Linked DNA regions of Mus musculus: region 2 is linked to region 1. A link is a loop called in an ENCODE intact Hi-C map of the cell type or tissue named here. Cell type or tissue: gastrocnemius. All regions are shown on one strand. Links, peaks and the distances in the headings refer to the core of each region. The heading gives the core; the rest is flanking DNA.

Region 1 (16,269 bases), core at 2,812-10,811:
CTTCCCGGTAGACCATGGTCATAGGAAAGAAGGTCCTCGGAGGATGACTCGCAAGTGTACTATTTGTTGTTCATCTGTGAGGGTCTTCACCTGTGTGTTCTAGTGACAACTTGACTTTACTCTGTAAAGCCTCAAGTTTTGATATTTTAATGGTTGCTCCATCAGTTCCTCTTGTCCAGTTCTATATCTTTCACTATGTGATGCCTTTGTGGGATTTATAGACTAGGGCTTCAACTTCTCAGGCACAAGTATCCAATGTCATGTCCAATATACAAGAGATATGTTTAGAGTGTTTCCAAAAGTTTGGCCAAGACCCCTGGAAAAAGTTATAGGAAGACTGATTTCCACTTTTGGGAAAATATGGAAATAGAACATATGCAGGTGGGGGTTTTCCCAGAGATGGGGAATCTCTCATCTCCGAAAAGTTTCAGATACTAGCTGAAGAACTCTGCAGGGAAGAGGTTGTTGACTACTGGGTATATATGTATGGGATAATAAAAGGATGACCATTTGGTGTTACTGAAAGTGCTTTTGCCAAAGAGAGGGTGGCCAGCGGCAAAGCATGAAGTTCTTTTCTGGCTTTGGGATTCACGAGAACTGATGCATGATCAAGCAGGAGTCACCTTAGTGACTAACTTAGTGACCCTAAGTTTTCATCCTTCACAGACTCTAAGATTCAGCAGCAATCTACACTACAAAACCCTTAAATCCTATAGAGGAAACCAAGCTGAGGTAAAATAGTGGTGATCTGCTTCTGTCTATCCAGTCAGCTTGCTCCATGGTCTCTTAGAAACCTGAGAGCTTCTTGGTTCAGCCTTCAGCATGGCTACAGGACACAGCAGATGTATAACTCTAAGTCTTGACATTAATTTCATAGATCCCATTCGCTCACAGCACATTTACCTCCTCTCCCATGGCTTTTCTACCATTCTCAGCAAGACTAACTTCGATCCCAGAGGTAGGAGAGAACATTGGATTGGGAACTCTGGCCCTGTGCTGCCTCAAGCCAAGTATGTCATTTTCCCAAGTCTTGCTTCTCTCTGAATTTGTTTTCTTATCTGTCTCAAAGGAAAACCGAATCTATGATTTAGGAATCTCTTGGAGTTTTGCTTTGTTTTGTGCTTGCTGGAGAACTAGATTTGTGGTTGATGTAGGTTCAGTTACTGCTCAGACAATTGTGGCCAGTAATAGTGATCCCGAGAGACATCATTTAAGTAAGAGCAACACCTGCATTATATCTGCTTTAGAGTGACCAGTGCTGCTTCACGTTATCTCATTTGATAGTTCTAGGGCCAGACATGTTTCTTTCACAACTCTTGACTATATACTCTTCAGGATTCTGCCCCCAGTTCACTGTATTCCTTTACAAATGAAATTTCCAGGACTTTGCTTTATGGAACTAATCTATCCCAGATGGCTATCAAATATGTATCTTCATGTACAGGCACTTTGTTTTTGGTATGAAGAAGGTTCCACCTTCTGGCACTGAAACCTTTGTATTACAGACACAGGTTTAGTTTCTAGTTACACTAGTAGAGTTTAGCAGTACAGGTCTGAGTAGCCAACCATGGTAGAAGGTAAAGACTTACTCTGTAGACAGGTAGCTCAAATCTAAACTAGGGAAATGAAGGTAGGTTTTGGAAAAGAAAGCAGAAACAGATGAGAAACTGTGGGATCTTGTTATTTCCCCAAGTAACTCGTGATCACGATATATGTGAACCATTTATGTCAAGATGTCCTTTAGACTATCATATTTCAATTTATACCTTTATTGATGAATGCATACATTAACCAGGTCCATTTATGTTTTTATTATTGGGGATCATACCCAGAACTCACATTTGCTAGGCATGGGTCCTGTCATTGATCTATGTTCAAATCTTGATCTGGTGACCAGATAAATGTGTAACCATGTCACATATGTGACCTGGAGTGGAAATGAGTGCCCAGAGGAGAGCATGCATTGTTGGAGCTGTGGAAAGATTGTCTGTGAACGCTCAAAACTGTAATACAAAAGAGGGCTGTATGCAAGTATGTGAGTAGTGTTTTTTTTTTTTAAGTTGTTACATGAATGTGTGTGTGTGGCTGGAAGGAGAGGATGGGTAGAAAATAAGAAAGAAGGCACAGTGAAAAGAGGCAAGGAGAGGTTCTGGGGAAGATATGGGGTGAGGCAAGTCAAACGTGGTAGAGACAGGGTTGGCTGGAGGCCATGAAGTCAACGCTGATGCATGCCAAGAGATCTGAGAGAGGTTAGAAAAAGTGACTTGGGAAGAATGGAGGGTAGGTAAAGGAGAAATGCTGGGTGAAGGAGCCTGTCTTTAGTAAATCGATGTCAGGTACACCGTAGGTAATGCAAGGGATTTTTGTAGAGTTGAAGAAGGACATGGTCTTCATGGATATAGAAACATGTGGCCACCAGAACCATTAGGGAGTCACCTATTCATCTCAGGAAGTGGGTACAGAAGGCATTTCGCTCTCCTGTGGGTTCTAGACCACATGTAGGGTTGGTGACAATGCTGTCTGCGCACTGGCCTTTGGTGTTCCATGTGCTGTTGGGGCATGAAGGTGTATGAGCGTTTGGTAGTTACCAAATACACTTTCAATAATGCTCATCCTTCCATGGTCTAAAATGGCCACAGCAAACATGGAAACAATAGGTGTAAGTTAGACAATACTAAGTTTCATCTGATCTTTGACAGAGGGGTGTGCCATATTGGAAACATGTTTTCCACACAGGCACCCCACAAGAACAGTGTGATGTGGGCGTAGACCATGTGTTTTAAGTAAAGAGGAAATCAGGGGGCGTGTCAGGATGAAGGGAATGTGGGAAGATGTTCCGAAGACATGCACTAGAAAACAGAACGGTGTCTGTTTTCGTCCAGTACTAAATGAAAAGAATTGCAATACATTGCTTATTGCAATTTTTATCCTAAGTTGAATCCATGAGCCTGGTGCTTGCAGCATAGTTTTTTTGTTTTGTTTTGAAGCCTATGTCCTTGGGCACTGTGTGGGGCAAGGCCCTGATGTTTTGGCAACATGCAGATTCTGGTCTCCTGGAAACCTTCATATTCTTTCATATTCTAGAAACAGATGAATGTCATTGGCACTTGGTGAATTAATTAGAATCCTGAGCTAAGAGGGAAGGAAGCTGGGTAGTGACGAAGGACTTGAGTAGGCTGGCAGGAAAGGACTGGGGAGGGACCATTTAGTTGTCCCGTGTTTTTCAGAAATTTCTCATTTTGCAATGATCTGAGACTTGAAAGAAGTTACAAAAGAATCAGCACCTTACCTTGGTTCTGTTTTCCACACACTGAAAATATTTCAGTCTATTTTCATCTATTTGGACCATTTTCAAAACTAAACCCTAGGCCCGGCTTGGCTTTCACCAGTTTTCCTACATTGTATTCAGTTGCTCACTGGATACTTTTAGCCTTTGTTGGTTTGTAATCTGGCTTTGGTGGCATACAGGATAAAGGATTCTACCTAGATATTACTCTACAAATGAGAGAAAACATCAAACTGACAAGCTCTTTTATCAGGGACCAGTACTCCAGCTGTTTGCTGAACCCACTTTCGATTACAGCTCATCATTGCTGGACCCAGAACGGCCACAGCGTTACACGGGAGTCATATGTAATGATCAGCTCTGCTGTTTGGCCACCCAAACAATCCAAGGACAACTTAAGAAAAGTAACAATATAAAAGGCTTCAAAGTGGAAGGGAATTGTAAACAGAAGAACGGGACTTTTGTTGGTGACCAGAGGGGTCTATGATAAAGCGGTACTTTGGTCAAGAATTAAGTGGTACTGAATGGAGGTAGGGATAGTTTGTGGCTAGACTATGGCACAAATATAAACCCCTAATGTGAGGTTAAAACACTGTCTTTGGAGGACCAGAGGAGCTTCATTCGCCTAACTGTTCATCCTTAATTGTAATATCAGCTGCTAAGCTAAATGCAAACACATCAGCTCCCTGGGGAAAAGTTGAAACTCTCGTTTCTTGGACCATTACTTTGGGTTTCCTGCTAGACATTTTTAAGCTGCCTTGCTTAAGGGCTACAGGATAACAACTGTCTGTGGCTTATGAGATTCCTAGCACACAAATGAGTAGTTTGTGTATGTTATATTTTTAATGAATAAAGAGTGGAAAAATTATGTATCACATGTGTTAATTTGGGGAGAAGCGCTTTATAACAGAGGGCTTACTCTCAAAGAGAACAAAGGAAAACGTGTTCTACAGACAGTGTATACCTTTGACCTCTGAAAAAAGCTATATAGTTTCTCCTACAGACACCTTGCCAGTAACCTTACAGGTCTTATAGGAGAGCAGATCCAAGTTGCCAGGCTGATCTGCAAGCACAAACATTTGTCAAGGGAAAGCACAGGTCGTTACTTTCAGTACAAAATGGTTCTTTGCTATGGATGGATTCTCTTCTTCTTGCCCCATGTCCTGTTCCCAAGGACCGACTTCCTGCAGCACTGTGGTGGACTCTTCTATGAGGAGACAACATCTGGGCCTTATTCAATAGCCTGTGGTGGGTAATGTGTTTTGTCAAGAGCTAAACAGCAAATGGATTTAATTTCTGCTTAACATGGTCATAGTCATTCTGAAATGGCTACAGAAATATTCTCTGTACTAGAAAAAGGAATGGAACGTGGTGCCAATTGTCTATTTTCCTTTATTTATTCCCTGTAAGTCTGTCAGATGATAAATTGTACATAACAGTGATTAAAGAGTCATGCTACTGATACAGTCTTCTTTCTGTCTCAGCAGTAACAGTTCTGGCCTTTGTTGTCTTTCCTCCTGACACCACTGGTGGAGTGGTGATGTGACACAGGGAAAGTGTGCACACGGTTATCAGGGATGTCTGACAGAGAGTCATGTGAAAAGGCTTCTGTTAGATGTCAGTTGACAGCTAACTAACATGGCGATGTCTCTGACATAGTAGAGACCTTGTTTCATATCTTCATGTTATTGGGCCACTTCTGGGAACCTGAGTTTCCAGAATTCTTTTGAAAGCCTTCATTGTCATTACTGTGGAGTTGTTTTGTTTTGATATATTTTTTTTTTGAAGGAACAGAAACACTTGCTAAATCCAAATATGGTCTGTCTCAGGCAGCTGTTCACACAAGCATAAATTAACAAAAACTGTATACAACTGGGATCCAGATGCAAACTTCCCAATGGAGATTAGGGAGGAACTATCCCCAACACATTTTACTTTCACTTGCAGAATTCTGAGTAACAGGAGCACACTTCTCCCAGCAGGTGTCCTAGTAGAAAAGAGAATGGGCATGAATTCTCAAAGAATAAACAGTATTCATGAGTGCACTTCCTATCTCTGCAATGTCCAGGCTTTCAGGACCGAAGACCAGGAATATACCTGAGCGGTGGAACTGGGATGGAACAAAAAGAAACAAGGGGACTAGGGATGTTCAGAGATCTAATTCTGCTGCCAACACATACTGCCGAGGCTTAATGGCAGATATGAGTGATGGCTTGCATCTATGCACACACATACACAAACAACACAGACAAGTTATCCACATGTTTCATTATGTAGGTCATTATTGAGGATGGAAATTTTGTCTATTCAGTTTTTCATTAGCAACTTGCATGGGTCTGGTTAAGTTGCAGAGAACAAGAAAACTATTTTCCGTTCAGAGTTTTATATTTACTTCCTATTTGAAAAAGAAGTGACCACACATCTGTAAGTCCTTCTCTTCTAGAGTCCTTGGATCCTACACAGGGTAACACATGACCATTTACCACCAATGAACTGGGTAAAACTCTCAGTTAGTTTTGAGCCAGACTGAATGCATTTTTTTTTAAGGGAAGAGCATTGAAAAATATGAACATGAGAAACTACACAGCCCCAACTGGAAGTTATTCATTAGTCCCGTTTGCAAATTAGAGGCCGTCTATTCTGTGAATGTTTCTAAGAACCAAGAATAGAACTTTGTACTCAGAGCAAAAGATATGTCTCTCATCCTTACCTACTGTCCCCTAAAAGGAAAAGCGATCACGGTCTGACTTTAGGGTAGAGATGGATTTATTACAAGGAGCACAATTAATGTTGAGTTAACTACACCTGCTCAACTCATGCCAAGGCTTGCCAGTGATAGCTTCACTCACTGTGCACCAGACTGTTCTGGTACCCAACTGAAGAACCCCAGGACAACACAAACCCAAGATGAGTAGTTTGGAGTGAGGTAAAAACAAAACAAAACCAAACCAAAACCCAACACTCACCTATGAATTAAAAAATATTTTCATTGCTCGGGGTTGTGACTCTCTATGACAAATGACTTTAAAAATTAAACATTTTAGATTAATAGTCCAGTCCATCCCTTGTCGGTCACAGAGCCTTGGAAGCAGCAACTTGAGTAGAACAAAAGGAGGAAGAGTCCCAGTTTCCCTTACTGGGCTGGGCTGGAAGTGATAGAGGACTTTCTCTGAAGTCTTCTGGGTTTCATCTAACTCAGAGCTGGTCCCACTCCTGTTCTCATCTGAGGCTGTAGTAAGGCTGAACTCCTCTCGGACCCAGGCAGACTCCTGATGTTGCTTTCATGCACAGAGTTCATGCTAATAATTGCACAAGAGAACTTAAAAAAAAAAAAACAACTCAAAATAAACGTCATAATATGTTAATTAAGTTTACAGTTTTCTGGTGGGCCATTTTCATGCTACCCTAGGGTGCAGTGTGGACACACCTGTCTGCCACCCAACCCACCCACCAGGCTCTCCAATTTCTTTTTAAAAAGTGAGCTTTCTTTGGGAGAGCCACACAGTTTTCTCTGTTCTTTTGCTGCCACTTCTGAACTCCAGGGTTTAAAAAGGATCATTTGGGTATGGAATCTCAAGATCAGGGATTTTTTTTTTTTTCCACTTCAAGGCTTTAGAAAATTTGTTAAGTTACTGTCTTTTAAGAACAGTTGAAATGATCAACCAGTTTTCTTAAGTTTTAGCAGTTTGTTGGTATCATTAATCAAAACATATAGATTAAAGCCCAGAAAAGACGTTATCATTTAGGATCACGGCTATCCCTAGTAATTACAGCTCTGAAAGAGGAATAGTTTGTTCAATCATATGAGTATTAGTCCTTTCACTCAATATTAATCATCTGTAAGTAGCGAAAGCTGGGATAACGATTATAACAGCTGCGCAGGGTATTTTTATGCGAATTGAACTTAATAAAAAAAGGGAGTTTTAATGTATGCATTTGCCCCTCCCTGATTACCTAGTTCTGCTCCCTCCAAAGTACTCATCTGGGATGGCTTGGAGACAAAAAAAAAAAAAAAAAAAGAGCGAGCGAGCGAGAGAGAGAGAGAGAGAGAGAGAGAGAGGCAGAGAGAGTGAGAAAATAAAGCTCATTACAGCGACCTGAGAGGTCTGAAGGAGATGACAGTACGCATTCCTTTAGCGTTCTGAGATTCTCTGGTTTCATTCCACATTCAGAGCTTGAAATTGCTAACTTACTCGTGATTCGACATAAATACAATTCAATGAAATCCAGGTTCTCTTTCTTAAAGACCATGCTTTACACATCCTAAGAAGCAAACTTGGACTTGGGTTCCTGCACCGAAGCCTCTCCCAGCAGCCTTGTGAAACCTCCAGCTCTGCCGCCCGCTTGCTTCACTCAGAACAAAGCCCCCGCCGCAGACTGGGGGCGGCGACTGCCTGGATTGGCTATAGGACCCTTGTGTCACGTGGCTCCGCCCCTCGGCCTATCTCACCTCACCCGGTCTGGGCGTGGAGAGAAGATGCCGAGTCGCGATTGGCGGGCCTAACGCGCGGACCGGATGACGCAGGAGAGGTGGAGCCGGGCCGAGCCTTGATTGGTCGAGGTGCGCGTGGTCACGGATCAAGGTTCAGGCTAAGAGAACCCCGGTGCAGTTCTACTTCGGTGCAGGGCGTGGAAGATGCGGAAGGTGGTTTTGATCACCGGGGCGAGCAGGTGAGACCTCCTATGGAACCCCGGAGTCTATGCGGGGGGAAGCGCAGGTCGGTGATTCACTTCGATGGGGTCCGCAGAGACCCCGTTCCCTGGCTTTCCAAGAGGTGTGGTCATGCCTGCCTCGCTTGGTGCTCGGTGCTCGGTGGCTGGCGCTTTGAATTAAACATGACAGTGGAAAGGAAAGCTAAACCGCCAGTGACTGGTCAGCCTGGCAGTGATGCTGGACAGTTGTTCTCTAGGGACCGTCAGTCTCCGAGAGTAGTTAATTGTAGGTGCCCACAGTTCACTTTAAACCTAAACACTCGGGGTGTTTAAATGTCAGCATCCATGAACTTTAGGACAATGAGGAAATTTCACTCCTGCAGCATGTTTTCATATACTCTTTCCAGGAACCTACAGAACGACCAGTCTAGCAACTAAGGCTTATCCTGATGCAGATGCCAGCAAAGTTATTCCAGGCTTGCCCATTTGACCCTTGACCTACTTATCATTTGTTGATGAAGAATGTGTGGAGGATGGACCCAACCAACTCCCCTCCTACCCCCAATTGGTTACATTGCTATTTTTTGAGGAATTAATACAGGATTTGTTAAATGCCACTTAAGCCTGTTTCAGTGACCCAATCACATCTATATTAACTAAACCAGTGGAGGGGTCTGTCTTGGGCTTTTTGTTAGTGTGCGCTCTCCTTTAGGTCAGCTGGGTTTTGGCCGTTCTCGAGTGGAAAGTGCCTGTAGAAGTCAGACCTGAATTGGTGTGATTTTGATATACTGTGGTGTGTGCAACTTATACTAAAGTTGGTATTTAAAGTAAGGATGAATAGGCCGGTATCTGCTTGGTACTTTGCTGGCAGGGCCGCCAGATTCTGTGGATTCCAGACTCACTTTGGAGCTCCCTTTGCTGGCAGTCTGCATGAGAACTTACTGTTACCCAGAATGGCCTCGCTACCAGCAGTGGGCCCCATCTGCTGCGACCTTCATATCACTCTTTGTGACCCAGTGCATCTGAAGCCTCCTAGCTCTGCTCTTTCCTGCTTCTTTGTCTTCGGCTCTATCTGCTTGCTGATTCTGCTTTCTGTCTACTTGTATTGAGGGCTTTTTTTTTTTTTAAACTCTTGGCTATTCTGCTGTGACTTAGTAGTTGACAGGGATTTAACTTCAAGCTGTGCTACTGTGTATTCTCCTGAAAACAAAACAAAACAAAGCAAAAAAAAAACCCCAAAAAACAAAAACCCAAACCAAAACCTCACCGGTTGGTTCACTTACTGCGATTTACAGTTTTCCTAATAGCAACAGTACCAAGAAGTGGTGAGAACCCTTGCCTTTGCGGGACCAAGGCACCACAAGAAAATGGGGACACGGTAAACAACTAATACGGCCCCCCTTAAAGTATTTGCTAGAGATATATTAAATCACACCCTAACAGGTGCTCCAACCCTCACTCACTGTGTCATTGAACCATATTAGAGGGGAACAACTGGATGTTGCTTATCAACATGGCTAATCGGGAGATTCCTTCTTCACATAATGTTTGGGTATTTTCTATCTGCTTGGATTTCTCATTGGAGCTCATATTGACACTGTCAAGTTTCTGAACCAGAGAGAACTGCCTTCATTTAACACCATTTCAATGAGCTCATGCTTGTGCCTGAATTCTCCCTTCAGTGGCATTGGGCTAGCCCTTTGCGGTCGACTGCTGGCAGAAGACGATGACCTCCACCTGTGTTTGGCGTGTAGGAACCTGAGCAAAGCAAGAGCTGTTCGAGATACCCTGCTGGCCTCTCACCCCTCCGCCGAAGTCAGCATCGTGCAGATGGATGTCAGCAGCCTGCAGTCGGTGGTCCGGGGTGCAGAGGAAGTCAAGCAAAAGTATGTCTCTTTGTCATAGATTGCTGTCTGTCATAAAATTAATCAAATGAGAAAGGGCAGGAAAACATTCAAAGGTAATGGGCATAGCTTAAAAGGACTCTTCTTTCCTGTGTGGTAGTATAGCATGGCATTTAATCAAACTGGACAGGTCAGGGAAACATGGGAAGGTAATGGATATAGTATATATAGAACAAGTTGTGCTGAGGGAGTCTGACATAGTGATGACATTCGAGCCCTGAGAACTTGGATTTACCCTTTCCAGTTGGCAAAAGAACTGTTGTGTCGGACACTAGATCTGTATTCTGCTGTATTCTCCGTCCTGTTAGAACGCATTCAAAATGGTGATGCTGTTTTATCCAGAGAGAGATACTACGGCAATCCTTTCAATTTTGAATATATTAATTATGCTGCTTGATTGAAGCCAGAGCTTAATATCCACACTTTACTAAGCATTGCTTCTTCATGCCTAGCAAAATAACGTGTTATTACTAAAGTTTGTAAAGTAGATAATGCGATAACTAATCTGGCTTTACCTGCATGACACATAGTAGCTAAAGCAGCAACAATGTCACTACTTAAAGTAGCCATTTTAATAATTTCAACCATATGGTTGTTGTATGACCAAGAAGTACTGATTCATTATCCATATTGGCAACCAAATATATTTCAAGGTCTGGTTTTATCAGCTGTGGCTCTGTCCTGGGTCACAAAGCAGACAGGATGTGGTGCCTGAGATTCTGGGCGACACTCTGAGCATGAGTGTTGCCTGAGTGTCACGGGAGCAGGTACCGCCTGCCTGGACCCCACTTCCTAAGGGGTGTGCGTACATTAAGGCCTATGAAGTTTTAAAACTGAAAAAAAGCTCACTCACGGTTGCATTTCTCAACTCCTCCATGACACATATTCTGAAGCAAGCCTAATCCCCCCAGGGCATTTACGGTTTTAGGGTATGTGAGAGCGCAACCTTTAATCAGTTTATGATACGTAGTCTCCAGCCATGAGCTCCGCTGCGTGGTTTCCACTTGGGTCTTCTGTGTTGGTAGATTCCTGGTCATCCAGATTTCAGCACTGATAGGTCACGGCAGACCTGCTGGGCATTATGTGACTTTAACTTGCCAGCTTTGGAGGATATGAACTGGTAAAATAGATCAGGAGGAAGATGGGTTTGCTTGAGGGGTCTCCCGTGCTTGGTTGGGGGGCTGCAGTTGGATTTCTGTCTAGAGATTTAACTTCAAAGCCCTTTGGAACCACCCTGAGCCAAGATACTCAGGTGTCCGCTGTGGCTCGAGACACTGCCGAGGAAGAGCCATTGTAATGCCAGGTTTACATTGTGGCCATCTTCATTGGTTTGGAAAGGGTTTTTCTGTCCTCAGGCCTTCTGTGTTATAGTGTGGAGTACAGTTTTGTTTCATCTTTTCTAACAGTGCCATTTTTGGTATTTTACTCGCAGGTTTCAAAGATTAGACTACTTATATCTGAATGCTGGAATCCTGCCTAATCCACAATTCAACCTCAAGGCATTTTTCTGCGGCATCTTTTCAAGGTAATTTCCACAGTCTAGATCAGATCAGTGGTTCTAATCCTGTGGGTAGAGACTCCTTGTGGGGAGGGGCATGTTACCCTTTCAGAAGCGGGTCACGTATCAGATATTCTGCCTACCAGATACTTACATTATGATTCATAACAGTAGCAAAGTTACAGCGAGGAAGTAGCAATGAAGTAACCTGAGGAACTGTACTAGAGGGTCACAGCATTGGGAAGGATGAGAACCACTGTTGTAGGTGAGGCTGAGTGCAAGAGAGGTGTTCATTTTGTTGCCCTGGCTTTGCTTTTGGTGTGTATGTTGAGCTGGGGGATGCTGGGAAGGATGTAGATAAACAGGAAGGAGGAGTTGGTACCACAGCAGGCAAGTCAAGTACTTGGTTTTGTAGGGAGCACTGCCCGTGGCCATGGTTTTCATGGTGGTCGAGCTTCTGGAACATTCCATATCATCAGATGGTTCGTGTTGAAATGGCTGAGTGTGCTGGTCTCGGAACCCTTCTAGATGAGGCGGCATGCTTAGAGAGCCACCAGCCTCTGATGAGGCTGCACTACAAGATGCCCGGCTGTGTGTCAGGAACTCTGACTAGTGAGTTGAGAGAATGCAGGGGACTAATGTCTGCCTGAGAGAGTCCCAGTATACACGGAGTATAGTGGCGTTCAAAGCTATCTAACCACAAGCCAGACTTAGAAATATGTGTGTTTGCAACCCAGTGCATTAATTCATAGAGATTTTTGATGCAGGCGACCTGCACATTTTCTCTTTACTTTTCCTCCATGAAAACAAAACACAACACACATGCATCCCACTATTAGGCTGACATCCCAGCAGGGCAGTCTGTTAATGTGTTTGATGCTCTTAGAATTCCTAGTGAAAAAGACAACCTGGTTGACTTTTCCAGTACTTAAACACACTCAGTATGAGTGAAGACTTTTTTCTCATCAGCATAGCTACGATTGCCTAAGAATAGTTTGCCTCTAATCTGACTGGGTAGTCAGGGCAGGCAAGCATGGGAAGTATTCCTGTGAATTTGGGTGAAAGAAGTATTTGATATCTCATTTAATACAAATGTCCAAGAAATTGGTATTTTCTCATTATAGAATCAAAGAGTGTGTGTGACATCTTTGGTTATTTTCAATTCAAGGAGCTTTAAAAAGTCACACTACTGTCTTCTGTTGTTTCAGAAATGTGATTCATATGTTCACCACAGCGGAAGGAATTTTGACCCAGAATGACTCGGTCACTGCCGACGGGTTGCAGGAGGTGTTTGAAACCAATCTCTTTGGCCACTTTATTCTGGTAAAAAGTCTGGGGTCATACTAATTCCATACTTTATTGCTGTGATCCTGAGGTGTGCACAGACATTTTACTGTGCTGTGAGGCTCGTTAGTTTATGGTTAGCATTAAATCATCAAGTTTTTACATCTGATCACTGACCTTTGAAAATGCTGCTTCCGTAGAGCATGGAGGAGGTAGATTGGCAGACATACAGTCTCACTTTAAAACAACAGAAAATAACAGCAGAAAAAGCAAGTTCTATTCTAAGTAGTTCTATAAACAGGGCTTGGCACCTCATAGCCTGGGACAGTAAGCGTGCTGTCATTAAACACTGATACTTAGTTGGCTTTTCGTTATCACGGTTTCTTCTTAAGCCTCCGTACTTCCGTACTTGGATGTACAGTTCTAGAAATATATAAAAGAGTCATCATGAGATGGTGTGGCTTATCTAGTGTGTTCTGTGGTGTTGCTTCTGACCCACTCTCATGGGGTGGCTTTAATATGGCAAGTAAGTGGCCAGCCATGATGGCATTATAGTTTACTGGTGCTAGGAGAAATGTGATGCTGTTTGCTTGCGTAGAACCTGTATTTGTTATTTCTAATCTCTTTTATTTTTGATCCCAAGTCTCTTAATTAGACCCCAATGAGGCCTAGGGTGTCTTTATTAAAATCGGAATGTGGAACTCTAGTATGTACCAATCATTAAAGGAAGTGAGTGACATAACTATTTCTGGTGGCCTCAGGTATCTTCTTAAGAAAAAATAGAGAAGTATAATATGAATAGTATACTCTGATTGGTAAAAACAAGATATATATATATATATATATGTGTGTGTGTGTGTGTGTGTGTGTGTGTAATATGTTTTTACATGGATTAAAATGAAACAGAGAACTGGTTGCCATTGATGAACTTGGGTACCAGGATGTTAGGAATGAGTAGAAGATTCATATTTCATTGTCTGAATTTTAATGCTATTCGGTTTTTGTGCCATGTAGTATCGCATTCTTACTGACAATGATCTACTAACATACAAGGTTAGAATAGGATTCTCATCTGATCTTTTCTTAAGTAACTTTATAGAGAAATCCATCATCTAATGTGTCCTTGATCTCCTTAGAATCTTCTCTCGTTTCTTTGCTACCTTTTTGAAGTATTAAGTAAGATAGTTATTTAGAAGTGTGGTGGCTCACACCTGTCTCCCAACTCTTAGGCTGAGATAGGAGGACTGCTGCAAGCTTAGGTCTATCCAGGGCTACAGTGTGAGGAGCTCTTTTCTCAACTCAAACAAACAAACGAACAAACAAATGAACAAGCAAACAAGACTAAAATAAAACAAAGTGGTAATGAGTTAACTCATTAATAATATTAATTGTCTTATGTTTTGATGAATCTGCTGTTTACAAAGTTAAGTTGTTAGGAAAGCAAATAGAGCTGTGATCATGGGGCAGATGTCACAGGTGTCCTGGCGTGACTTTGTCTAGGCAGACAGCGTCATCGTGGGGTTCAGAATCCACGTAGCAGAGAAACGGATGCCAAAGCTATGATTGCAATGCCGCCTTCTTCAGTTACATTTAGGAATCTGACCAAATTTCATAAAACACAGACTGAAGACATGGGTCCCTTTCTAGTCTGGCTAGCAATGACCAGACACTAAGAGTTACTGTAGAGTGGGGATCCTTTATGTGAGTTGCACATCCCTGAAGTAGTACCGGTTAGGAGTGGGTAACTGAGTCTCATGTGTGTGGGGTTTTCTTGTTTGGGTTGTCTTATTTATCCACTGCAGCGTGGCCCATGTCTGGAAGCTTTAGTGGTAGAGTTTTCTCTAATGAACTAACGTTTTTCGGTAGTTGTATATTTATAAAACTTGTGCAAGGGTGGCACGGAGAGTCCTTGTCCATCCTGTGTGCAGTGTCTTCTCTTATCTGCATTTTTCTATCAGTACTGTGCACTTGTAAAAATAAACGATACAGCACTGATAAGTTATTAAGTATAGTGTGTGCTAAAGTTGCATGTTTTATTAAGTCTCAGTCTTAGCTCTGGGATTCTATCCAGGGCCTCACATTACATTCAGTAGTCAAGGCTCCTTAGGCCCTTTGTTGTGGTTTTGATGATCCTGAAAGTTCATTTCCGGGGCATCAAAGTTCAGCCTGGCATTTCCCAGACTGGCTCTCGGTTAATTTCTCTGATGTTTGTCTCACAGTGAGATTGTAGAGTGTTTTTGGAAAGACTGTGGAGGTAAAGTGCCTGTCTCATCACCTCACATCAAGATTGCTATGCTTATCATCCCAGCACTTGGGGTTGGAGGCAGGAAGACTGAGCTAGCCTGTTACTACACAGTGAGCTCCAAGCTCACCGAGCTAGCCTGTGCTACACAGTGAGCTCCAAGCTCACCGAGATGCACAGCGAGATCCTGGCTTGGATGATGACGACTGTAGAGTCTGTGACCTTGATCACCTGGCTTGAGGTCACTCGTCAGGCTTCTCCACTGTGGTGTCGTCCTTGGGTCTCCACAGTGTAGTGTTCAGAAGACTTTTGCTCTGTGTGAGCCACACTGAGGGGGTTGGGCTTCACCTTTTTAAAGGGTGGATTATCCACAGAAACTTTTTGGAATTTTTCCATCAGGAAAACTTCTTTCGTCCATTTTAAAAATTCAATTCATTCCATATTCATGCATAATCATGGTTATATACTTTATACATCAAAGGGTTTTATTTAAAAATGGCATTTCTCTCTCTAGTCTCTGTAACATACACTATACGACATAGGATGGTAATTAGATGTGCTTACATGACTATCCATAATACCATTTCTTCTTTCTTTTCTCATTTCATTTTAAGATGGGAACCAAGATAAACTGTTATTAGAAATAAGGATCTGGGCTCTTGTTTCTACTTAGACGTTAATAGCTCTAGGCCCTTTCAGACAGCAAACCGTGGAGATAAATGTGTGCATTCTAACTCATGAGTGTATATATATTTATACATACAAGTAGTTGATCTAACATGAACAAACCGTAATGTCTGTACCCCTTCCTCTTTGCTGCCTATAACCCTTCTAGCTTCTTGCTCTTGCAATAGTAAACCCGTTCCTTGCTACCATATCCCCATGAGTGTACTTGTTGAATTCCGGTGTCCATAGACAAGTTTTACACAAGTTAGCACATGCCCCTGGTAGATCATGACACCTTTTATTCTGCGTCTTCTTCATTCAGATTCGGGAACTGGAACCACTTCTCTGCCATGCGGACAACCCCTCTCAGCTCATCTGGACGTCCTCTCGCAATGCAAAGAAGGCTAACTTCAGCCTGGAGGACATCCAGCACTCCAAAGGCCCGGAACCCTACAGCTCTTCCAAATATGCTACCGACCTCCTGAATGTGGCTTTGAACAGGAATTTCAACCAGAAGGCAAGGCCTGTCTCAGAGATGCCAAAGTTAATCATCAGAGTTGCTGTTTCTTAGGGGAGAGACAAGCAGCATCCATCCTTTTATTTATTTATTTATTTATTTACTGTTCTGCATTCTTGAAGAACTATGATCCTCTGCTAAGAGACACTGGTTAACTCCAGTACAGCCACTGACTGTATCTACTCTTCTGTCTGCCTGTGTCATTTAATGTCTTCCCCA
Region 2 (16,269 bases), core at 4,038-12,037, 83 kb before region 1:
CTGCTGAGGTCCTTTGTTTCCTAGAAGGCAGCATACTTCTGAGGTGGAGAAGCAGTTTTACTGACAGGGACACCGTTGGGATCTCCTAGGAACAAAGTGTCCTCTGAGAACATTTCAGCAGTGGGCAGTTTTCTAAGCCCTTTCCATTAATGAACCATTGGAGCAAATGGTGATGAAGGCACATCCCCATCCTCACTTAGGAATAAGGGACAGACAGAAGCTGAGTTGCCCAAGGTTCCCTGATATTAAATGGCAGAACTGGGATTCGGTGTACCAGAAATCCTGTTCTGGAACAGACGGGTAAGCAAAGTGACGGGTAAACAAATCAAAGGGCCAGGTCCTAACTGCTGCGTTTCCTCTATGGTCCTGTGCTATCCATAGCTCTGCTAGGTACTCAGCTGACACTTAGCATCCTCAATGATCATAGACATGTGTTTAGCTAAACTGATTTTAGCCTTCTGGCTTGCTAGGCGTATAGAGTCAAGATGTCCTCAGTAAGGTTAATTTTGTTTTGCTAATATCCTCCGCACAAAGCAGGGGTCTCAGTTAGGGGCAGAAGAGAGCTCCTTGGCTGGACAGGAAGTGGTAGATGAGAGCCAGAAGGAAACAGCATGGTTGTCAGGCTTTGGGTTTCTTTGGCTCTCCAGCTGCCACTGTCTTGTTATGTTTAGTAAAATGTGAGGTTTGTGTCGTCTCTAGGAGGACAGACGTACACTTTTCTGATGTCCTTTAATGCTGGGTGTGGCAGGGGAAATGGAGACAAGGTATTATCTGAACCAGGAACCCTGGCAAAACTCTGCTCTCCCGAGTGTGCCCAGTGGCCTTATCTTGAGCAACAGTTGGGGCCACCATGGCAGCCAATGCTTTGCATTGTCTCTCCTGGCTTCTGGAAGGCCTGTGCTGCTTTTTAGATGTATTCTCATAAGGTGCTGAGAACTTGCTTGTTAGTCACCAAAGTGACTGTGGCAGATTAGGAATGTGTGGAGGGTACCCCAAGTCTTTATTTATTTATTTTTAGTTCTATATCATCATCATCATCATCATCATCACCACTTTGGTATGTGTGTATCGAATGCATGTATATGAAGGTATGTTTGTGCAGGTACGCATGCCCACACATGTACCCAAGGATACCAGAGGTTGATGTTCGATATTTTCCTCAGTTGTTCTCCAACTTATTTTATTTCTTGAGACAGATTATCTCACTGAACCTGCAGTTTACTCTTTGGGCTAGACTGACTGGCCAGTGAGCCCTCCACCCTCATCCTCCTGTGTTCTCTCCCAGGGCTGGCCTTAAAGATGGGTACCATTGAGACCTGTGCTCTGTTATGACTGAGATCTCTGGTGGAGATGAGGCAGATGGCTGGAGACCAGAACCAGTGGAGTGTGCCTAACCCATCATGGGGGATGAGAGTGGGTTTTGTATTTTGAGACCTCCTTCAGCAGTTTTAGGGCCTGAGAACTGAATCTCAGGATGGAAAGGGAGGAGTCAGAGTAGCCCCGTAAGTATTAATGGGCCAGCACTGTGTAACACTCTCGTGGGTGCCCTTCCTGTGGTTAGGGTAATCAGCTTTAGCTAACCATCTGGTGTTTTCATTCACAGTCTTTTGGAACTGCAACCCAGTGTGCGTGTTTCCAGGGCGACTCAGTTCAATGGGGTTTGTTTTGGAAACCTAGACTGAGACTGACTCAGTGGCTGAGTTCAGCATTACGACTATGAAGGCCGGGAGGCTGTCTCCAAAGCCTTTGCCTTGGGACTGGTTCTCAGGGGCTTTTAGGAAAGGGAGCACTTGAACTAGACCTTATCAGAGGTGTTCTGTGCGCGGTGGACAGTGGTTAAAACAGACATCCGTATCTGATTAGAGTGTAGAGAGTGCTCAGCTTCATAGGGAGTGTCTGTATCCTCCATGTCCACCCTGGCTCAGAGGTCATCTCTGAAGAGGGGATGGAAAGATTGTAAGAGCCAGAGGTTAAGGAGGACAGGAGGGAAACTGTATCCCAGACATGACAGGATCACTGCATTCATGAATGCACAGTAGCTCTGGTTGCTTGCACAAGACCCGCACAAGACCAAGCCACTCAACATTTTAGCCTGAATGCTCACACGCTCCCAGAGATAGCTGCGGAGCTATTTACAGTTGATGGTTTCAGAGGGAGAGAGAACTAGATTTTTTAAAGGGTGTGGTCCCTGCTAGGTTGGCCCATGCTCTGGGGAATGGCCGCACACCTAGAGGTCTATGGGCCATATAAAATTGGACTTGGTAGGTTATTAAAGAAAACACAAAGAGGGCAGGAAGTTGGGAGGGGCGAGAATATAAAAGTCTTGGGAGAATTAGGGGTAGAAAAACAAGGGAATATGATCAAAATACAATGTATGAAATTTTGAAATAATAAAAATAGTCTATGAAAATGAAATAAATGAGACAGTATATTTCACAGTGGAAATATTAGCATACACAAATGGCTGTCCATTTGTTCTGTCCAGTGTGACACTTCTTTTCTGTCTTTTTTCCCCCTTCCCCATTTGTGTGGATACCTTTCCCAACCAGTGTAAGTGGTATGCCAAGCCAACTTGTCTGTTTTCTGGGTACTGCCTAAGTGTTTGCCCATGTTAATTCACTCAATACTGCAAACACCATGTGTGGTAAAATACAATTGTTATATTTTATTGATATGGCAACCGGAGATATGATTCGGTTAAAGATCTGCCTCAAAATAAACAAGAAGATCAGGCAAGATTGGAAGGCAGCTCCAAACCCCAGGCTCTTAACCACAAACAACACTGGCCCCATAAATTCTCTGAGTTTATTGATTTTAGGCTCCGTTAGCTGGGGAACATTTACACACTATCTCTATTAAAAAAAATCCGCGTGGGTTTTCAATCTGCCTGCAAGGAGACTGCTATGACTCACCGAGGAGGGGCACCAGGGTGCGTCAGTAGACACGAGTCCCATAGCTGTCCTGGGCTGAACTGGGTTGTTGCTTATGCCAGAGCTCTGGCTGGAGAAGTTTCGGGGAAGTACCAAGTGTGCAGGGGTAGCATGCGAGTGATCCCTCCACACTTGCCTGCCCGTCTTAGTTTGGCTGGATCTGGATGATGTCGTCTTATGCCAATGGATTGTAATAAGTCATTTCCACTGATTTCGAAGACTTGGTCCCCTAGATTACCCTCAAATGTTCTCCAAATAATAGCCTCTACTTCTGATGTGTGGCCCAGGTTCCATAATTCAAGCCTCTTGTCACAGGACTTTATTCCAGTAACTAGTGTTGGCTTTGTTAGTTATTGGTACATCTCTTCAGCTCGGGGTCAGGACTGCATGTGGATTCGGATGGTGGCCCTGGCTCTAGTTGTGATGTGGTCTGTTAGGGTGACCAGTCAATCCCAAGACAATTCCACTCTCCAGCATGCAGCTGGATTTACGGAAACTCACACGACCTCTCGAGGCTGTTTATTATGCTGGCGACGGCTAATGCTTGCACTTCTAGCAAGTCACCAGTGTTTATTCCTTGCCATGACCCTATGGGGTTACTGAAAGTTCCAAGTCTCATTTACAGTCAAAGCAGCACAAGTGAAGAGTGAAAGATATGTGTATTTCGTCTGATAAGAAACAAAGAGATGAGTCAGAGCTTAAGCTGAGGGAGTTAAGGTGTAGACTCTGCGCTCCTGACTGCCAGGCTGGCTCACCCTGGTAGGCAGTTGGGGCTTTAGAGTGCAGACAAAGCACTTTCCTAAAGAGTGTCTTGTTGCATTTAGGTTATTTACATTTTCAGTAGACTTTGGTTTTTATTGAAGTTGATAGGCTACTAGAAAAAAAATGCAATGCCATGCATAAGCAATTCTCCAAGGTTTGTCTTTAGATTAATTTTTCAAGGGGTTTAGCAAGGACACAGGACACAGGATGTAGTCCCACCTTGTCATATGTTCTGACTGCTTCCAAGGGGGCAACCATCTTATGGAAGAAGAAATCGAAGTTCAAGGATGTTATAAAAGCCACTTAGAGCCATCCAGCTGGCAAGCAGGGGGCTGTTTGGGGCAGTCTGGCTCCAGACACCATCTTTCTAATTGCCCATTCTTCTCTCCAGTGGGAGGGTTTCTGGGCTTGGGTTTGGGACACGAAGGCCAACTCTTCCTGAGGCTGACTCATGCCTCTTCATCCATTTATCCAATAGCTACTTCTAGCAGACCTACTGTGTGCTAGAGCTTGTTAGTTCTGGCTATTTACTACTGTGATACATGTATGCTCCGCCTAGGTTCTTCCAGATCTCATTGTTGGATTTTCAGTTTCTGCCTCTGTAACAGATAAGCATGAAAAACAGATGAGTAGTTCTCACCCTTTTGGAAGCCCGTGCCTGTCTTATTTATAAAGATACCTATAAACGTAGCTTATGCCGTCCTTAATGTTTTTCTGCAATTTCCAAGTAAGTGGCTTATGGTGACTAAAAATAAAATGAGAACAATTCTGATGTTGAATAATTTTTGTTTGAATCACACAGGCCCTCGTCTCTCTCCCACTCTGTTCCCCATCACAGCCTTCATTCTTTTCATTAAGAAGCCCTGGGTGCTATTCTCACGCTAAAACAAAGGGATCTACCGTTATAGCTCTAACTGCTCTGAGCCGCTGGGGTTGCGTCTGTTTAATTTATATTCATTCTCTCACCCAGTCCTGGCTTTGGGGACTGTGCAGCAAATAAAGCATTGCTCATTTCTTTTACTGAAAACCTCATCCCCCCCATGGGACACTGGTGATGGGAATCATGTGCTTTGGAGCCATCTGACATTTCCCCATCCTGTTTGGGGAGTGTGCAGCGAGGGACATGCCCAGGACTCTGACACAGCAGGCCCACAGGCTCTTTGCTCAAGGGCCTTATGAGTTAGATGTGCTTTTGGCGCTAGGAAATGCCTGGGCTGTTTCTACTCTAGACTTTCATGGGAAAGGCTGCTTCACGGACCTCTTAGGGACAGCAGATGGCTTATAAATATCTCCGGAGGTCTGGGCTTCTCACTTAGTAACGTGTAACTCCATGCTGTTCTTGAAAGTCTTCGTAGATTCACTTGTAAAGTATGAGGAGCCAATCACCATGGACGGTAATGAGCAGGGTATACTGATTGTATTGCAAGAGGAGAGAGCAGGGGCCTCATGATTATCACTAGAGGAATTTTTTAACCTGGCTTTTTAGCTTCTTTAAAGACTTTTTTAAGTGTGTGGTGTGTTGTGTGCGTCGAGGGGTGTGTGGACACACACAGGAGCTAGCGCACGAGGGAAGGCGCTTGTGTCGTCTAGAGAGGGGATTGATTGGATCCCCCTGGAGCTGAAGTTACAGGTTGTTTGTTTATGAGTGCCTGAGATGGGTGTTCGGAACTAAACTTGAGTCCTCTGGAAAAGCAGAACTGCTGAGCAATCCTTCTCGCCCATGCCTGGACTTTTAAAAACAGTGCAATGAGTTGTTAAAAAAAAAAATACAGTTTTTATAAACACAAGCTTCTCCACCTGTGCTCCATTTCCTGAATAATGACTCAGAGGTTTATTAATAATTATAATGCTATGACCTTAAGCTTAGGCTCTGCCCCCCCCCAGCCCCCACTAGCATGTAACGTACGTAACTCATTTATTATAGTCTATGTCTGCCACATTGCCCGTTACCTCTTCTCAGTTTCATGCATCTGACTTCCTCAGAGTTCTGGGCGAATCCTCCCACCTCTCTCTAGCGTGCAGAATACCAAAAGAGTTCCATCCTCTATTTCCTGCCTTTTGCTAAGAGGCCATCAGCTTTTTATTGGTGATGCTTCCAAACAGTACACAAGAGAGTCTCTCTATGAATTTTCTCAACAAACACTGACATAGGTACATGTTTTGTGATAAGCATCAAGAGATGGGTGATGCTCATAACTGGGGTTATGCTGGCAATGGTTAAAGAATGGATCCTACAGAAGAGGTACTCAGCCCTGGTGTGTAGCTTTCGGCAAATCTCCTGTGTGCGTACTCTAATCATGGTGATTTGAACTACTGTCATGATGTCTGCTGTCTGCCAGAATCTCTGAATATATAAGAATCATTACTTAGGAGCCTGTAAAAGCTGGTCCTGAACCTTCAGCCAGTGTTTGCTTTCAGAGACAGATGAACAGATAGAAAGTTTCTCCAAGGGACAGTGACTCGCCTATGTGGTGAACACATCCAGGTGGTTCAGACTAACGCAGCTGGGATAGTAAGGAAGAATTCTAGGGAGAGGGAGACAGTTACCTTTCAAAACAGTCTCTCTGCCTTCAAGCCAAGAGAAAAGGCGTTGGACTGGTTTCAAGGTTCCTGGCAGACCAGCTACATCTCACCCTCCTAGGTTCGTTCCCACACTGGCTGATACAAACCTTCTACGCTGGCCAGCCCAGGATGTTGTGTCCAGTCCTGAGCACATAAACTTCTCTTGCTTCCGAAGGCTCCTCATTCAGAAGATGCTCTCCCTCCATCTCCATCTCCCTGCCTTGTTCAGCCTTCCTGTGCACACAATTCCCACTCTCAGACATGAAAGGAAAAGTGACACAGTGGACTGTAGTGAAGTGAACCATTTGGGTTCATCACGTTACTGTTAAAATGGGAAAGGAAGATGGCGTAATCAGGAGGTATGGATGGTCCTCCATTCAATACGGGCCTGGGTTCAGGATGACCAAGAACTCTCCCAACCACATATAGACAAGAGTAAGGGAGCTATAGAGTAACAATAACAGCTGTCAATAAGAGTGAAAATTGGTACAGTCTTTCCATAAGCCTTTTGGTAGTATTTATTAAAATTATGCATGTACACACTAATTGTTCCCTTATATAGGTAAAAATATGGCACGTGTGTTACCTAAAGGTTTATTCTAGACTGCTCCTTCATATGCTGTCATTATAAGGATTCCAAATTGGGAAAAACCATATGCTGATCTATAATAGAGAGTAAGTCGTGGACTAGTCACAAGGTGGAATGCCATACAGCTTTGAGGAAACATTGAGTGTCATGCTATGTGATATTATGAGTGTATCTCACAGATGTAATTGTGAGTCAGAGGGGCCAGACTCAAAAGAATACAAGTGAAAATTTTTGTATGCAAAATTGTCTGCCTGTCTGTCTATCTATCTATCCACATGTACATGCACACATACATATACCTATACCCATATATACATACTGTTTGCCTGCCTGCTCACTGTGACATTAGTTTTACCCCAGGGCTCACCTTGGGTGCTGTTTTCATCTAGGAAGCTACTCTAACAAACACTTCTGAGGTTGATCAGATACTCATGGGCTGGCAGCATTTCCCCAGAGTTACCTCCTTATATCATTCTGTAATTACTTTTCTGAACCTTCCACTCTACTCTAAAGGGCTGAACGGGCAGTGACTGCATCAATTTGTATTCTGGGTATTTAGCACAGTTCCTGGCCCTGAGGGATTGATCACTATTAAATAATTGCAGAGGGAGGTCTCTGTATTGTGTGAGAGATGAAGCTTTCAATCACGGTGAGGTACGAGAGTGGGAGAAAGTTAGGTAGGGGCTTGTCACTTGTCTGAGGTGTCTTTGGAAGTTCACTTCAACAAGTTTAACTGAGTTGTAAAGACGTAAGCATCAGATACTCTGCTCATAGCCACCACTCACTGAGCAACTGCTACATGCCAGATCTCAAACTGCTGGAAGCTGACTGTATTGTTTAAGTCTAATGATCATCATGAGGGGTCCACATCGTCATCCTATCTTGCAGGTTAATTAAGGCTGAGAGAGCTCAAGTAATTTCTCCTGGGTCACACAGCAGGTCAGTGGTAGCACTGAGCTAATGAACCCAGTGCTTCTGGCTTGAAATGTACCAGAGCACATGTCTTTAGGTTCTACATCTCTCATATTGAAAGCATATGAGCTAACTCATTCTGGAATTATGCACATCTTCCTTCTGCTTATTGCTGTAGATTATGGATACCTCGTGCATCCATTGTCCTCCTGTGCTGTTTAAAGGGCAGGGGAGAAGGGGATGGTGAATTCCATGGATCCAGCAGAGCATCTGACCCACAGGGGACACGGAAATTGCATCGTTTACAGCAGGCAACACTAACATAGGCTTCACTTAGCAGAAGTTCACAACTGAAGCACTCGGAAATGTGGGCATGGCAGTACTACACTGGGCAAATGATGACCCTGTAGATGGACTGAGCAGGAATATCTGGCCACCCTTCCCTGAAGTCCCTTTACCCTCTCAGGCCTCTGGGCTCAGAGTTCACAGGCTGAGGGTGTGTTTGCTTGGCTGTGACTATCCCCTCAGTTTCTCTTTCTGGGTATCTTATTTCATAAGCTGAGCCTGCCACAGAGCTCTGGGATTCTGCTGGCTTTAGTCTGAGCCTCTGGCTTTCATTGCTGCCCTTCTAGCCAGATCTGGGAAAGGGTTTGAAAAATGACACTGATTGGATGCACATTTGATGAAGGTGATGGATGGTCAGGCAACTCTGAGTCCCTAGACCCAGATATAATTGACAGGTGTACCCTCCTGATGGGAGCCAAGACCCAGACTTCTTAAGAGAGGCCCCCTCCCACTCCTCTCCACCCACACCCCTACTGTTTGCCTAGCTCTTTCTGCAGAGACCCAAGGGAGCTATGGGCCTTTCCCTGCCCCTGGTCCTCACTCAGCCACCTCTGTCTCCTTGGTGCTGAAAAACCCCGCCTGTGTTAGTCTTCTATTTGGGGCTGCAGAGTCTCTTCCCATCCCATTACTGAACACATGCCTTGGCTTTGTGCTGGGGACCTAGTATCTCCATTGCCTTGCTATGTCGGACCCCTCTTCTTGTGCCTTCCCGCCTTTTCCGTGGATCTTCCATTCTCATGGAGCATTTTAGCTAGATCTTGAATTAAGGTCTTATTAGGGGAGCTTCAGAGCACATTTGTGACAACTCTTTCTCTGTTTTCGAATTTCAGAGATTTCATGGGTTGGGGTTAACCAGCTAGAAGATGCATGTCTTGGAAAGGGTGGAATTCCAGACTATTTGAAAGAGAGCCAAGACCTGCCCCCAGCAGTTTAGAGAACAACCCAAATATTGGGTTTAACTGGTCTGCTAGAGAAGTCATAAGATCCAGGTCCTAAGAACCCCTTGGCAGGCAAAAGTGAAACTCTATAGAGTCTCCCAACAGCATCTGCTGACAGTGGAAGTATTCCACGTTTCTAATGAGTGTAGGCTTAAACATACTTGGGAAAATAAGTCCCGGTAAGAGATTACTCTGACAGCTCTGCATGCTAACGTGGACTGCTTCTTATTAGAGCAGAGGGGGATGGGCTTTCTGTTTGTTTTTGGTGTGTTTGTTTCTGCTGCCAAGGTGTGTTGTAATGTCAAGGTTGTTTAATATGTATGAGCCTCCACCATGTATGAGCGAGAATCAGAGTGCATTTGCTGTGAAATGAGATTGGTTCCAGTCATTTAAACAGCTCCAGGTGTAATAAGAGTCGACAAGAATTGATGCCAAGAACTGCTTTAAGGATTAACTCATTTAGTCCTGAGGCTGGTCCTTTCAGGCAGGACTGCCATTGGCATTCCACTTTTAGATAATAAAACTTAGGTTTGCTTACAATAATACAGGCAGGCAAGGCTAGAGGTGACATTGAAGATGAGCTATCATGTTCTAAAGCCTGCATGTCAACTGCTAACTTAAAACCTGTGACGTGTTGTTGTAGGTTCAGATGGTACTGGACTTGTACATTCTAACCCCGAGAACCTACCTTTATTGATAAGAGTGACAACAACTACCAATGAAGGACATCCTCTTTGAGACCGAAAAGAGAACTCGATGGTTTGTTAGTCACTGATGTTTGTAATTTGTCCACTTGTTTATCTGCCTGAGACTGGTCCTTCTTAAAACACTGCTAATGAAACAGGATGCTGGCATCAACGAAGGAGGAAAATGAGAAGGGAGAAGAGTAGGAAGGCAGAGTGATCAAATGGCAGAGGTTGGTGGGATAAAGCGTTCAAGAAGAACAGAAGCTGTCCAAGTGGATGCTCTGCTAGTCCTGAGGGTTGTTAGTCCTCTGCTGCTGCTATGTGCACCCTTGAGGCTGGCCAGGCATCAAAGATGGCGGTGCTCATGCTCACTTGATTCTGTCTTACTCCTGGATAAATACTGCTCCTACTTCCCCATGTCACTCAAGTAAGAAACACAGTTTACTCTGTCCCAAAGGCCTGGCTCCAGCAGTTGTCTTAATTGATGGTTTTGAAGACTGTAGAGGTTTTGCTGTTGGTGAGTGTTGTAAGGGTGTCTGTGGTTCTGTGATCTGGCCTCTGCAAACTATCCATCTGGATGATGTATACCATCAAGCTGTTCTCTGTATTTTGTTAAAATGTATTTTCAATTGCTTGTAAGTTCATTTCAACTTCCTTCCTGAAAAAAAAAAACTCACTAATTATTCCTATAAACACCATCAGTTGTGTGAAAGTGAAAGCCTGTTTGAGTCAGGCCGGTGGCACAGGTCTGTTTTCTTATCCACGTAAGAGGCAGAGGCTGATGGACCAAAAGTTCAAAGGCAGAAGGGCGAGCTCAGGGTCAGCCTGGGCCACTTCATGTGACACCATCTAAAAATGAAGCATCATGAAAAACTATTGTGAGTGTTCAAGGGTGGTATGCTTACCTATAACAAAGCCCTGAGATTACTCAGACTAATGCTGAGGATGAGAGAGAGAGAGAGAGAGACAGACAGACAGACAGACAGACAGACAGACCTAGGCTTAGCTCCATAATCCACACATAAAAACATGAAAGTCAAACTTCTCTTTAAAATTCTTAAACCTAAATGCCGAGAGCATGCAGTTTGCACACATTTCATTTAAGCAAGCCTCAGAGAGAACCCTTCACTCCAATTAGCTTAGGTAAGGTGCTCTCATGGTAAGGTTAACATGTCCTGTCAGTTTGTTTGAAGCTGTTGGAAGAGTGACATCCCATCTAAGCCTTAACCTGAGCAGAAGCCTCTATGCGCTCTTTGCAAACAATCATAGCTACTCAGGCGAGAGCTTCACTCCACAGCCATAGGCCATGCAGAGGTGTTAGCCATTGTAGGGGCAGTGACCATGACATTTGCCTAGAGCACATCCCTTACCACATTTCCAGTGTCATGAGGTTCTAACCATGTGATCTTCAGTCCTGTTTTAAGGCCCAACCCACCTCTCACTTGACATTTTACATATCATTCTGTATAACAGAATCATTTGCCATGTTGAGTTTGCCATTCTCCTCATTGCTGAATCTTATCCCTTGGCTCAGGTCATTATAAGCACCATGCCTACCAGGCTACTGTAGACTCTAGTCTAGGCCCTATTTCTTATGCTACATCCCCTTTCAGGACGTAGGGTCACACGATTCAACTAAGCACCCATCATGTACAGGTGAACTTCTACACAAGAGGGTGTGCTTGTCTAAAAGCGTGGGAGTTGTGACAGTTCTCTTGCCAAACATACCAAAATGCACACTCTAACCAAAATTCTAGAAGAAGTGGGAATTGAGACGTGTACTGTTGAGACTTGGGGTCATGGCAAGGCATAAGAGGAAATAGTACTGAGAAGACATGATGTTGTGTTAACTGACCGTAGGAAGCACTTCTAGGGCACAGTGGAGAATAAGCATGCCCAGCTCATGCCATTAAATTGTTTATAGCTAGTGTTAAGGGCAGAGAAGGAAACTTTATGCCTTGCAGCTAGACCAACGTTTTCTCCTCTGTAGCTGATCACTCAGTGTGGGGTGGTGAGAAGAAACTAGAGAAGCCCTGAGCAGCGTGGATTTGTGTTTCAATAGCATTCAACACCCCGATGAATCATTTAGGACTCACTGAGTTGAGGCACAGAAAAGGAAGTGGAAAGATAGCGGCAGTTTACCAATGTGCTTGCAGAAGAACACAGAGGGGACGCAGCACAACAGAAAGGGTTAGCTTGGGAACATTAAATGGCGTCATTACACATGGCTCCTTTTCACTGTCCCCACATGGTACAGCATAGTGAGAGGAGCTCTATGGGGTCTCCTTATGATCTTCTCTATTAAGGTTTTCAAATGGAGGTCTTACAGTATAGCCCAGGCTGGTCCCCATCTCCCAGCAACCATCCTGTCTTAGCCTCCCAAGTGCTGGGATTCTAGCTGTGTATCACCACCCCTAGTTTTGGTGTCTCTTAAGAGAGGATTGAAAGAGTCCTTATTATCTTTTATAAAGATGCCAAAAGATCTCTGTCACAAATGGGGTAACAGGCTCCAATACCATTGCATAGTGGGGCCAGTATTTCACCATGAATTTCAGAGTCATATATCAGCATTCAGCACCGTCTATGAGACCTCTGAACAGCGTGCTCTCTATTGTGAACCAAAAGGCTTTGTCCTAGCTTCTGCTTCTAGGTCTACCACAGCTTCTTGAAGACAGGCCCTGAGGCACAGCTCAGAGAGAGCAAGTCTCCAATTCCAAGCCTTTTGGCGCTTGTTCCCCCCACACCCACCCTCATTAAGGCTTGCTCTACTTTGAAGATGTCTCCAAGACCCAGAGGAAGCCCTTAGATAGCTTTGTTTCTGTGGAGATCTTTGGCTGGACTTTTGCTGTCTCTCCCAGAGGTGAGAGGCCGTGGTTCCCAAAGCCTCGGGTTTGGCACCAGCTCCTCCCTGGTAAGTTCAGATTTCAAATCTTACTCTGGCCACGGCCTCCTCTCTGACCTAGAGTGACCTTACAAGCCACCAAGCAGACAGACTCTTAGCCTTTACCATTGGTGGTTTTCATTCCAGACAGGAGCCAATGGGTTTTAGAAACGGAATGAGTGGGTGCCTCTCACCATCTCCACTCTGGCCTGGGTCTGGCAGAGATTTCCTCTGTGGCCTGGGCAAGGAATAACTGATGAAACCAGGCTGTCCCAGTGCTTTGTAGTGTGTCGAGCAGGCAAAGTTCTTATTACTGTCAGATGGCATGCACCTGGGCTACATAGGAACCATATTCCTCCTGAGTTGGGGACGGCTCTGCTAAGCTGTGGTGGGTCCTATACGTGTTTGGAACCATGACAGCATGGGGAATATCAGCAACCTTGGTTTGAGAAGCTCAGTCCCCAGCCCCAATGGATAGTTGATAATGCAGATACTCATAACTGGTCAAAGTGATAAGGATAAGTGACAGTTGAGTGTCCATCTCTAAATGAGATATCTCTATCAAGATGCTCCTCACCCTAGGCCCAGGGAACACCACAGAAGGGACCAAAAGCATCTAAGCGGTAGAGGATGGAGGGAGTGCTATGAAGTATGCTCTTGATAGGACATGGCTGTCACACTTATGAACTTACAACAGCTGGGGTCCCCTGAATAAAAACCTGCATTAGATCAAGCCTGTCAGCATTTCAAAGGAATGGGGGAGGGACTTGTGAAACCCACCCCTGGTTGTAGTTGATGGCTGTAGAGGGCTGTCTGTTTTGGAAGGGTTTAGACAATGATAGGTTACATACACTCCAATAGATGCACCCACCCCAAACCACATGCATGTAGGAGCACTAATTTGTCTCAATGGCTATAAAGAAAGAAGAGGGCATTGAGGAGGGTGGGGTGGGACAAGGGGGAACTGGAGAAATGGGATGGTGGGGTTTGGGTGCAATAATGTCACATTGTATACATTTTTAAGAATGTTAAAAATAAATGAAAATATTACTTTAAAATTTTAGAGCATTGGAGCTGAGAGACAGCTTGGAATCCATCTATTCTCGTTTAGCCCAATTCCTTTAGTGAAGAGGAAGCTGGGCCCTTTATGGGAACTGCACCACTGCCCAGTCTGGGTGGGGGGTGGTGATTATGGTAGAGCCCAAGCTAGCGCTCAGGCCCATGGGTGGGTTTGCTGGTAGTTTCTCTTTCTGTCCTCGCTGGTTCAGGATCCTTTAGAGGCTGTGAACAAAATGAGAAAGATGTATACCAAGCCTAACACACTGCCTGGTATTTAGCAAGTGCTCAATTAGTGTTTATCATTACTCGAAGAAAAACTTAGAGGAACAAGATATCCATGCCTTTGAGACCACTGAAGTTTTGTTGAGGACTCACAAGACTCGTGGTCATACATGCACACAACTGGGAATTTGTAAGGTACAGGTTACCGTAGGTAGGGTTATCTGCTGAGTCAATGGGTTCAGCAATGGAAGAGATATGTTATGACTGCCTATAAGGAGGAAAGAACCTCATGGAAGAAGCATGTGTTCTCTGTCTTCTCTTTCTTGGTGGCAAGATTAACAGGCCAGCAGATATTTCAGATTGTTAAAGAACCCCATACCATCTTGTCATCTGCCCAACACATTCACTGATTATCATTGTACTTGGTGTTCTGCACTGGGAAACTAAAGATGATAATGTTGTACCTTGACCCCCAGTATACACACACACACACACACACACACACACACACACACACACACACACATATATATATACACACACATACACACACACACACACACACACACACACACACACACACACACACACACACACATATATATATATATGTATATATATATATATATACATGAATGTGGCTTGTAGTGTTTTAAATAGGAATGTCCCATAGGCTCATATATTTGAGTGTTTGAGTGTTTAGTCATCAGGGAGTGGAACTGTTTGGAAGGATTAGAAGGATTAAGAGGCATGGCCTTGTTAGAAGAAAGATGGGTTTCAAAAACCCATACCCAACCCAGTCTTGCTCTCTTGGCCTGCAGATTTGGATGCAGCTCTCAGCTACTGCTCCAGTGCTAAGCTTGCCACCATACTCCCTGCCATGATGATCATGGATCAAACCTTTGAAACTGTAAGCAAGCCCCCACCTAAATGCCCAGATGTCCCTCAACAGAGGAATGGATACAGAAAATGGAGTACTACTCAGCTATTAAAAACAATGAATTTATGAAGTTCTTAGGCAAATGGATGTATCTGAAGGATATCCTAAGTGAGGTAACCCAATCACAAAAGAAGTCACTTGATATGCACTCACTGATATGTGGATATTAGCCCAGAAACTTAGAATACCCAAGATACAATTTGCAAAACACATGAAACTCAAGAAGAAGGAAGACCAAAGTGTGGATACTTTGATCCTTCTTACAAGGGGGAACAATATACTCATGGATGGAGTTACAGAGACAAAGTTCAGAGCAGAGACTGAACGAATGACCATCCAGAGACTGTCCCACCTGGGGATCCATCCCATAAACAACCACCAAACCCAGACACTATTGAAGATGCCAACAAGATTTTGCTGACAGGAGCCTGATATAGCTGTTTCCTGAGAGGCTCTTCCAGTGCCTGGCAAATACAGAAGTGGATGCTCACAGTCATCCATTGGATGGAGCACAGGGTCCCTAATGAAGAAGATAGAGAAAGTACCCAAGGAGCTGAAGGGGTTTGCAGTCCCCTAGGAGGAACAACAATATGAACTAACCAGTACCCCCAGAGCTCCCTGGGACTAAACCAAAAACCAAAGAAAACACATGGTGGGACTTGTGTCTCTAACTGCATATGTAGCAGAGGATGGCCTAGTCGGCGGTCATCAATGGGAGGAGAGGTGCTTGGTCCTCTGAAGGTTCTACTTCCCAGTATAGGGGAATACCTGGGCCAGGAAGCAGAAGAGGGTGGGTTGGGGAGCAGGGGGAGGGGGAAGGGGATAGGGAATTTTCAGAGAGGAAACTAGGAAAAGGGATAACATTTGCAATATAAATAAGAAAATATCTAATTTTAAAAAGAAAGAGAGAGAGAGAGAGAGAGAGAGAGAGAGAGAGAGAAAGAGAGAGAGAAAGGAAGAAAGAAAGAAAGAAAGAAAGAAAGAAAGAAAGAAAGAAAGAAAGAAAGAAAGAAAGGAGGAAAGAAAGGAAGAAAGAAAGGAAGGAAGAACAGCCTGAGGGGTAGAGGGGGCGTCAAGTGTGCCACCCAGAGGTCAAAAAAAGTAATGAGACCTGGATCAGATGCCACTTCTGAGGCCTCAAGATAAAGGCAGTTTGTCACCTACCTCAAGAGTCTTTGCTTGTCACTTTCCCGTTTGACTCCTTCACCCTATGACCTAAGTCCTCATGCTACCTTGCAAGGCCACAAGCAAACTGGTGAGCCAAAACCCAGGCAATATTAAGAAAATGGGCCCTTCAGTTTGTGACAGGCAAGCTTTACCTGTGTGACTCGTTGCGGTTACTCTTTGCTTTACACTCTGTCACCTCAAAGCTCAGTGAGACAAAGCCACAGCAAGTGTTTTTCTCATGGCTTCGCTTCGGTGACTTGGCTCACCTGTCTTTGC

What was found. A loop is a pair of places that touch in the nucleus more often than their neighbours do. Peaks named below come from ENCODE experiments on the same cell type or tissue, not always from the same donor. Only the 100,000 strongest peaks of a DNase experiment are listed, where the experiment ranks them.
Region 2: it touches region 1 in a loop (2.2-fold over the local background); 1 of 42 quality-filtered maps calls a loop at or near these places.

The regions. Positions count from the first base shown.
Region 1 is chr1:169,960,786-169,977,054 of GRCm38, reverse strand. It overlaps Hsd17b7 (hydroxysteroid (17-beta) dehydrogenase 7), which reads left to right and starts at 7,850. Exons shown (of 9, transcript NM_010476.3): 1 at 7,850-7,957; 2 at 9,622-9,825; 3 at 11,276-11,368; 4 at 12,550-12,664; 5 at 15,856-16,050. The coding sequence starts at 7,923. Ddr2 (discoidin domain receptor family, member 2) reads left to right here. Exons shown (of 17, transcript NM_022563.2): 17 at 1-4,748. 3110045C21Rik (RIKEN cDNA 3110045C21 gene) reads right to left here and starts at 7,646. Exons shown (of 3, transcript NR_040438.1): 1 at 7,480-7,646; 2 at 6,253-6,605; 3 at 4,659-5,273. In gastrocnemius, for the core only: no CTCF peak of the experiment used is centred there; DNase peaks (open chromatin) are centred at 7,739, 8,823 and 9,714; H3K4me3 peaks cover 1,794 bases; H3K27ac peaks cover 2,241 bases.
Region 2 is chr1:170,044,930-170,061,198 of GRCm38, reverse strand. The region is part of intron 1 of Ddr2 (discoidin domain receptor family, member 2); the gene reads left to right. Among named protein-coding and RNA genes, the nearest start is that of Ddr2, 36 kb to the left of the region's middle. In gastrocnemius, for the core only: no CTCF peak of the experiment used is centred there; no DNase peak of the experiment used is centred there; H3K4me3 peaks cover 835 bases; H3K27ac peaks cover 5,368 bases.